Regions from separate parts of the Homo sapiens genome. Here region 1 is linked to region 2. A link is a loop called in an ENCODE intact Hi-C map of the cell type or tissue named here. Cell type or tissue: PC-3. All regions are shown on one strand.

Evidence for each region. Hi-C counts contacts between places; a loop is a spot of excess contacts. Peaks named below come from ENCODE experiments on the same cell type or tissue, not always from the same donor. Only the 100,000 strongest peaks of a DNase experiment are listed, where the experiment ranks them.
Region 1: it touches region 2 in a loop (2.8-fold over the local background); 1 of 110 quality-filtered maps calls a loop at or near these places.

What each region holds. Positions count from the first base shown.
Region 1 is chr7:83,586,932-83,590,931 of GRCh38, reverse strand. All of the region lies in intron 1 of SEMA3E (semaphorin 3E), which reads left to right. Among named protein-coding and RNA genes, the nearest start is that of SEMA3E, 60 kb to the left of the region's middle. In PC-3, no CTCF peak of the experiment used is centred here; a DNase peak (open chromatin) is centred at 2,121; H3K27ac peaks cover 282 bases.
Region 2 is chr7:83,466,721-83,470,720 of GRCh38, reverse strand. It overlaps SEMA3E (semaphorin 3E), which reads left to right. Exons shown (of 17, transcript NM_012431.3): 3 at 1,419-1,478. Among named protein-coding and RNA genes, the nearest start is that of SEMA3E, 180 kb to the left of the region's middle. RefSeq lists an enhancer at 1,932-2,191. In PC-3, CTCF peaks have their summits at 1,844 and 2,073; DNase peaks (open chromatin) are centred at 1,460 and 2,250; H3K4me3 peaks cover 964 bases.

The DNA of each region.
Region 1 (4,000 bases), 120 kb before region 2:
TCAGTTAAGATGCTTTAAACTTCAAGTAACACAGAAATCACAGCTAACAATGAGTTAACATATGGGAAGGTTATTATAATCTCACATTCTAGTAAAGCAGCAGTTTTGCGATCATATTAAAGATCCAGGCACTGTCCATGATTTCACCCTCTGATTCTCTGTATGTTAACTTGTACTCTTAGGCTGAAACCTTTCAGAAGCCCAATATGTCTACAGGCATCATAGCTAGACAGCAAGGTCCAGAAGAAATGGAAGACTGTTTCTTTCCATGCAGCTAAGTTTTTTGAACAAGAAAATCCCTTCCCCTTATCCCTCATTTTAATTGGGCAGAATTACATCACATATGTCCAGCAAATCAGTCATGGGCTAGGAAATGGAATTACCTAATTTGCTTTAAATGATCAATATTCTACTTTTTAGTGCTTCTCTGTACACCTAACAATGGTGAGCGTGAACACTCAGACAAAATAGGGGTTCTGTCATCAAGAAAGGACAGGGCAATGCCTTGCTTTAGGCAACCTAATATTTCCAATAGTCATCAAATATATTTACGCTCCAGATTTTGCCAGTGAATCTATGCATTTTTGTTTAGGTGAAGAAAACCTACATTAAATGTTGTAAATAAATCTGGGTTTTTAATACCCTTTTCTAAATATCTCTGATATAGAAAGTTGCCTAGAATGATACACAGTAAATCTAAAGTTAACTCTAGAAAACAGAATAGGGACTATGAAGGGAGAGCACTTTCACTTTTTAATTCATGTTTCTAGGTGTTTGACATTTTACAGTGAAAATGTGTTACTAATCTTGTATCTTAAGAACAAAAGAAAATTGTTTTTCCTAGCAATGTAGTATACAACAAAAATGATTACAGTAAAAAGAAATACAATTTCTGCAATCCAAAAAAGAAGAACAAAGCATATAATTTCAGATAGTATGCTATGATATATTGATCTGAGGAAGCCATTTCTCAAGGTGTGAGAAGTCTATCCCTGGACAGGGTATACAGAAATTTGATACTTAATAAAAGCATTAAGGTTTTTAGACCAAGCATGCATTGTTGAGCCACTTTGAAACCAGGTATTTCTGGATCATTCATATTTGAATGATCCAATACAATAACTACTAGCCACATGTGGCTATTGGGCACTTGAAGTGTAACTTTAGTCAAAGTGAGATGTGCCATAGAGTGTAAAATACATACTCCATTTCAATAAATAAAAATATCTTATTAATAAGTTTTGATATTAGTTACATATTGAAATAATATTTTGGATATATTGGGTTAAAATATATTTAAAATAATTTTCATCTGATTCTTATTTATTTATTGTTAATGTTGCTCACAAACGATGTAAAGTTTTATATGTGGTTTAAATCTGTGATTCACATTCTATGTCTACTTTATGGCTCAGGCCTAGATGTCTCGTGAGTGGGGAAGGTTAGATTGCAGTCTCCATAAGCGCTGAGCAACCCCATGTGAAAATCAGTGACTGGATGTGCTTGGTTTGAAGTTATATCTATGAAACTCAAATCTTTAAGTCTCTCAGGAATAAGATTAATTTTTAATCTCATAGATAATTATACTCTGGATAGATATCTGGATAAATAATAATCTCAGGTAGGAAAGAAACTCACTCTGAAGAAACAAGAGAGGAGTGTAAAAAAAAGGAATAATTATTTGTCAGAAATCTGAAGAAAGAAAGTGTTGAGAGTAGCAGGAAACCCTGCCAATCTGATTACCTTCTGGCCTAGCCATTATAATAAAGATGGAGTCAAATTATAATTAACTTAAGAAAATGATAATTGGCTGAGCCAATGAAGTACTCAGAGCTGAGGCGGCGCTTGATGCTAATCTAATAGTTAATTGAACACAGATGTGAAGGAGAGCTCTCCTTTCCAATTCCTGCGCTTCAGCTTAGTGAGCAGTCCAGATGAGGGAAGTGACAACATCACCTCCTTAGGAAGTTTCAAAAGATGTCACCACAGAGACTCAAGAGCTTTTCAGCCTTTCTTGGGGGCATCTAAGGAGCAGCATGCTATAGCTGAAAGATCCCCCAGGAGCTTCAAGAAGTAGCCCTAGGGATTTGGGGATGAGGTTTTCAGATTATACAGTTGCGCTCTGGGTAAGCTTTTGTGTTTTCTTGCTTTTTATTGTTATGACTCATTTACTTTTCATGCTACTGTGATTCAAGGTAAATATGTACTACAATTTAAAACATTTAGGATCAAAATTAAATCATTTTAAGGTGAGTAGGATAGAGGAAAAAGGTTCAAACACTTAAATTTTAAGCTATTTGGAAATGCATCTATAGTAATGAGTGACTTCTGTGATGTGCTTTACTACTTTGAAGTATTAACAGATGGCATTGCTTTAATATTCTAATTATACACTGGAGATTCTTCACATTAACTGGGTATTCCCTCTTTCTCTGACCAAGCCATGCTTAGATCACTCAGTACTGCTTTAGAATGCCAGTTCTTAATGTTCACCTGCCCAGGTTTTCAACTACAGAGATTTTTACAATTCTTCTTCTTCTTCTTTTTTTTTTTAGACAGAGTCTTGCTCTGCCACCAGGCTGGAGTGCAGTGGCACGGTCTCAGCTCATTGCAAACTCCGTCTCTGGGATTCATGCAATTATCCTGCCTCAGCCTCCGAGTAGCTGGGATTACAGGTGCCCGCCACCATGCCCAGCTAATTTTTGTATTTTTAGTGCAGACAGGGTTTCACCATGTTGGCAAGGATGGTCTCAATCTCCTGACCTCATGATCCGCCTGCCTCAGGCTCCCAAAGTGCTGGGATTACAGGCATGAGCCACCGCGCCGGCCTCAGCTTCTTTAAACTTGTGATAATCAAGTATTATATCCAGCATAAAAACAGAGAAACTTTAAAAATCATCAAGTAAAAGATTATTAGTATAAATATTGTCAGTTTTTACACAAAATATAATTAATTTAAATACATAATAAGCAAATTAATCTAGTGATAACTGAAGTATAAAAGGTTATAAAAATATAGAATTTATTCCTGCTTAAGAATAGCATTTAAATATTTTAATTATATAAATCATTCTTGAATACTTTATTGGGTTGAAAAAATTACACAACATAGTTGCATATCTTGCCACTGAAATTCATCTTCATTCCTTTCATATAATCATGATTATTAAATATTTATATTTATACTGTCATTTTTCTGAACAATATTATATATTTACAAATATACTGTGTATAATTATGGGTATCTATAATGTATTTACACAACCATATATCCACAACTTTTTATATATATACAAATGGTTTTTAGTTTTTTTCTACTATTTTTTCTAAGTGCTGAGATTACAGGCCCGAGCCACCATGCCTTGTCTAATGCAAGTTATTTTTAAAAGCCAAAGCAAGGTTTATTTTTAGAGGAAAGCAATCTCTCTTTAAATGTACAACTTCTAAGACCAACTTGATGACTTCTAAGTGGAAGACTTTCATCCACGTAACTTTTTTTATGCTTTGCAAATAATGAGGGACGCTTATCCATATGCTCTGTAAAATGAACTGGTATGCCAAACCTACAGCACCTTGTTATAATCTAATAATTTTATTTATATTCCCTATATTCTTCATATGTATTCCTGGTGAATAAACTGAAAACTAAGTTTGCTTTCACTTTCTAGAGGCACTACCTAATTTCTTACAAGCCTCAAATTGGTTAAAATTCTAACTTGAGTTTGTGAACATATATATATAAATCTTTAAAGAATGTTTGGCATATGATTTATTATATATTTGTACGGTTGACATTTGCTTTAGGTGATGATATTGTGTGGAAAATCTTTAAGTTTCTCTTTGGTAAACTTTAGAAAGGAATAAAAGACAAACTGGATTCTAAGAACTTCATAGTGACTAATTCTCAGATATATATCTATTCTAACCTTTATTTTACAGCCTTCAATGTACAAAATGCAGAATCACAGCTATTCCAGTAAGCATGAAATCTCCTATGCTG
Region 2 (4,000 bases):
TATTTACATAAATTAGAAATATATGCACAAAAAGCAATAGTATACACTTTCTAAGAATACATACAAAGAAGGCACCTGGTAACAGGATACAATAGTTGCCTCCTGGGGGATGGAAATAAAACATGGAATGGGAAGAAGGAAATAAATAATTAACTAAAATAAAAGAGGGACCTTTTAAGAGTGTTGATGAAAATGAATTATGAATTGAGTAATATAACAAACTCAAACCTCTGCACGTAAGTTGATAAAGCAAAAGAAGGAAAAAATAAAATAAAGTTCAAAACACAATGCCTGGCACATAGTACAATCAATTCTATAGATTAAGCAAAAAGGGGACCAAAAGGAGTCTGAGAAAAGAAAAGGAAAGAAAGTGATAAAGTAAAAAATTTCTTCCAAAAATAAATTAAGTTTTGCAATTAGAAATTTGTGGAACCAGTTAACAAGTATAACTGATTTCTGCTTGTGGTCTCAGGAAAGTGCTAGATACTATTAGAGGTGAAAAAGAAAAATTCGATATATTCTTCTTATCAGAGAATAAACCAACAAACTTAAAATATAAGTTTTAAGGAATGTATAAAGGAAGAAACCAACAATCTTAAAATACAATTAAAACTTTTGGATACCCAGTTGGAAACTGGTAGAGTTAAACAATGTTTTTTAAAAAATAATCACTTTGGGAGGCCGAGGCAGGCAGATCACGAGGCCAGGAGATCGAGACCATCCTGGCTAACACTGTGAAACCCTGTCTCTACTAAAAATACAAAAAAATTAGCTGGGTGGGCCATAGTCCCAGCTACTCGGGAGGCTGGGGCAGGAGAATTGCTTGAACCCAGGAGGCGGAGGCTGCAATGAGCCGAGATCACACCGCTGCACTCCAGCCTGGGTGACAGAGCCAGAATCCACCTCAAAAAAATAAAAGATAATAAATAAATAAATAATCAAAGAGACAGTATGGTGTATTACTGGATGATACATTATAAGTCAGCATTTAAAGAGTCATTCATCCTTTAATCATTGTATGCAGCAAACATTAGGAGAGCCCACCACACAGCAGGTTCTGTGTTAAGTAGTAAAAACACAAGAAACTGCAGGAGGTGCCTGAGTTGGAGCACCACTCAGGTTTAACATGGGAAAGGGCTAGTTAAGGCATGGCTGTCCTCTGAAGGGCCAAGACTTGAAGTGAGCTTTCAAAAATATTCAAGAAAAAAAAGGATTTATCATAAAGTAAAAGCCCAGCGATACGTTTCTTAATTATGCAAATAATTCTGTGAATAACACAAAGACCCACTGTATCTTATCAGAAAACAGAAAAAAAAAAAAAAGGAAATGTTTTGAACTGTAGAAGAAAGTGAAATGGTTTTCAGTGTGGTTTATTTTTATATGCAGTTGTCATAATAGTACATTATCTTTTATTTTAGATACACTGGCCGAGTACAGCTCTAAAAATGGAAGAATGCATAATGAAGGGAAAAGATGCGGTAAGTATGATTCATTGTAAATTAAACAAATCATCAATTATATCCCTAGTTAACCACAAAGAACTGAATCACTGAAATTTTTATTTGCTCTTATAAAAGTATGTATGCAATTTGGTTCATGAAGAAAAAATATATAGGCATATAAAACATAATTATGTAAAATTAATTTCAATGTAGAGTTGAAGCAGAGATGCCATTGAGATCTTGGTTTTTATTTTGTTTTCTAATATCTTAATCAACTTGGGTTTATACATTCCTTATACTAATGCTTATTTCTCATGTATTTGGCAGAAAAATAATTGCAGGTAATTTTTTTTTTCTAGGAACAGTTAAGCACATTCTTTGTGAGATTTCACTTTACATTGTTTAGTAAATTAGAAATGAATGAAGAAACAAAAAGTTTGAGAGAGGCAATAAACACATTTTACCTATTCCTAAATATTTTTAGGGTCTCTTCTACTTTAAGAAGCATTATTCTCTCTTTCTGTAGTTTCCCTGCTGGGTGTGAGTGGCAGAATGCTGTGTATCAGCACCCAGACACAGTCCCTAACACACTAAGACATCAGTGATAGAACTTTCACATGCGAGCAGTGGCTAGCTGATTTTGTGACACAAATGCACCCTGGAGGAAGTCCTAGACATCTGCCTGTGAAAGTGAACTTAACCTTTTTTTCAGTTAAAAAAAAAAAAACTATATAAATGACTAACACACATTATACCAACTCCTCATTCTCTGTAGCAGCTGGGTCACAGCCAAGGAGTGAGTCAGCACATTCCTGTTGCCTTAGCCCACAGCATGATGCTGACTAATTGAACATATTCTTAGGCCATGTCAATCTAGCTCAGCTGAGCCAAAATGTGGTCTAATAGGTTCCCTCTCAGATGTGACGGTGTGTCAAGAGAGGAAGTGCAGGTGCTTATGGAAATAAACAACACATATTTTCACCATGCCTGAATGAAAAGATTCTACCAAATATATGGGTCACCCAAAGAATAAAATATCATGTGAATGCAAACTTGAAGAAATAAGTGTACCTGTGTGCTCTGGATAATCAATTCGATAGTGCACTCCTCATTCTAGCCAAGTGATTCCACTGGCCTTTTCCTCCTAATACTGTTATAGGATAGACTTTAAAGTGCTGAAATCACAACAGGTCCTTATAAAACGTGACAGTAACTGATGATTGCATGTATTGATTTCAAGTAATACTGGGCACTAAAAGAGTTTAGTATTTATTTCATAATTTATTTTTAATGGAATGGCAACACCTAATTTGTCAAAAGAATGCTTGCTAAAATTAATTTAGCCAAGTTGATTTTGAAAGCTATTGTAAACTATTTTTTTAAATTCAGTATACTGATCATAAAATTCATTTACTGATGAATATATTAAAACTTTGTTAAGCATGTTATGTATTAGGTGCTGTGCTCAATTAACTGGGAAATGCCGAGATGCGTAAAATAGATTCTGCCCTCAAGAAGCTTAGAGTTGAATACCAGTGTTGACAAACTAGAGCTTCTAGGCCGAAGGTGGCTTTTTGCCTATTTTTGTAAATAAAGTTTTATTTGAACACAGCCCCACACATTTAGTTTTGTATTGTTTATGGCTCCTTTCATGCTATAGCTGCAAAGGTGAATAGTTGCAACAGAGACCAGATAGCTCATCAAACTAAATACATTTACATTCTCGTCCTTTACAGAAAAAGTTTGCTGATCCCCAGTCTACTACTATTTCTTACAGCAATATAGTAATCTTATCATAGTCCTGCAACAAAATGTTATTTTTGTTGGTTAGTTTTCCATATTTACTTAACAATTCTCTCTGAAGGTGCTTTATGTGAATTTGTGAGTGTGAGAATATAAGACTTACTTTCCAAAACATTAAAATTCTGTTTGCCCTAAAGACTACATATTTTGAGAGGCTGAGGCAGGCAGATCGCTTGAGCCCAGGAGTTTGAGACTAGCCTGGGCAACATGGGGAAACCCCATTTCTGCAAAAGATACAAAAAGATTAGCTGGGCATGGTGGCACATGCCTGTAGTTGCAGCTACTCCAGAGGCTGAGGTGGGAGGATCACTTGAGCCTGGGAATGCGAGGCTGCAGTGAGCTGAAATTACACCACTGTGTTCCAGCCTGGGCAACAGAGTGAGACCCTGTCTTGGGAAAAAAAAAAAAAAAAAAAAAAGACTGCATATTTCCATATGAATAACTATGCTTTTTCAAATTTTTGGTTTTAATGACTTTATGCTGATTCATTGTTTATACTGTACTTAAAAAACTAACAGCATTGGGAATAACTTAATTACTTAGTGGAACATATTGTCATGAGAATTTTTACACTTGAAGAAATTTCTGAATAGTGCTTTTTTTATTCCTCAGTTGTAAACTAGAATACATGAAAAATGATGCAGTCTCATTATAAAATGTAATTTACACATCACTGCTAACCAAAATGTGTTTCAATCACCCCAGTTTCTTCTCCAAGTTCTTGTCCTCTTTTCTTCTACCCCTCTTGCCTCCTT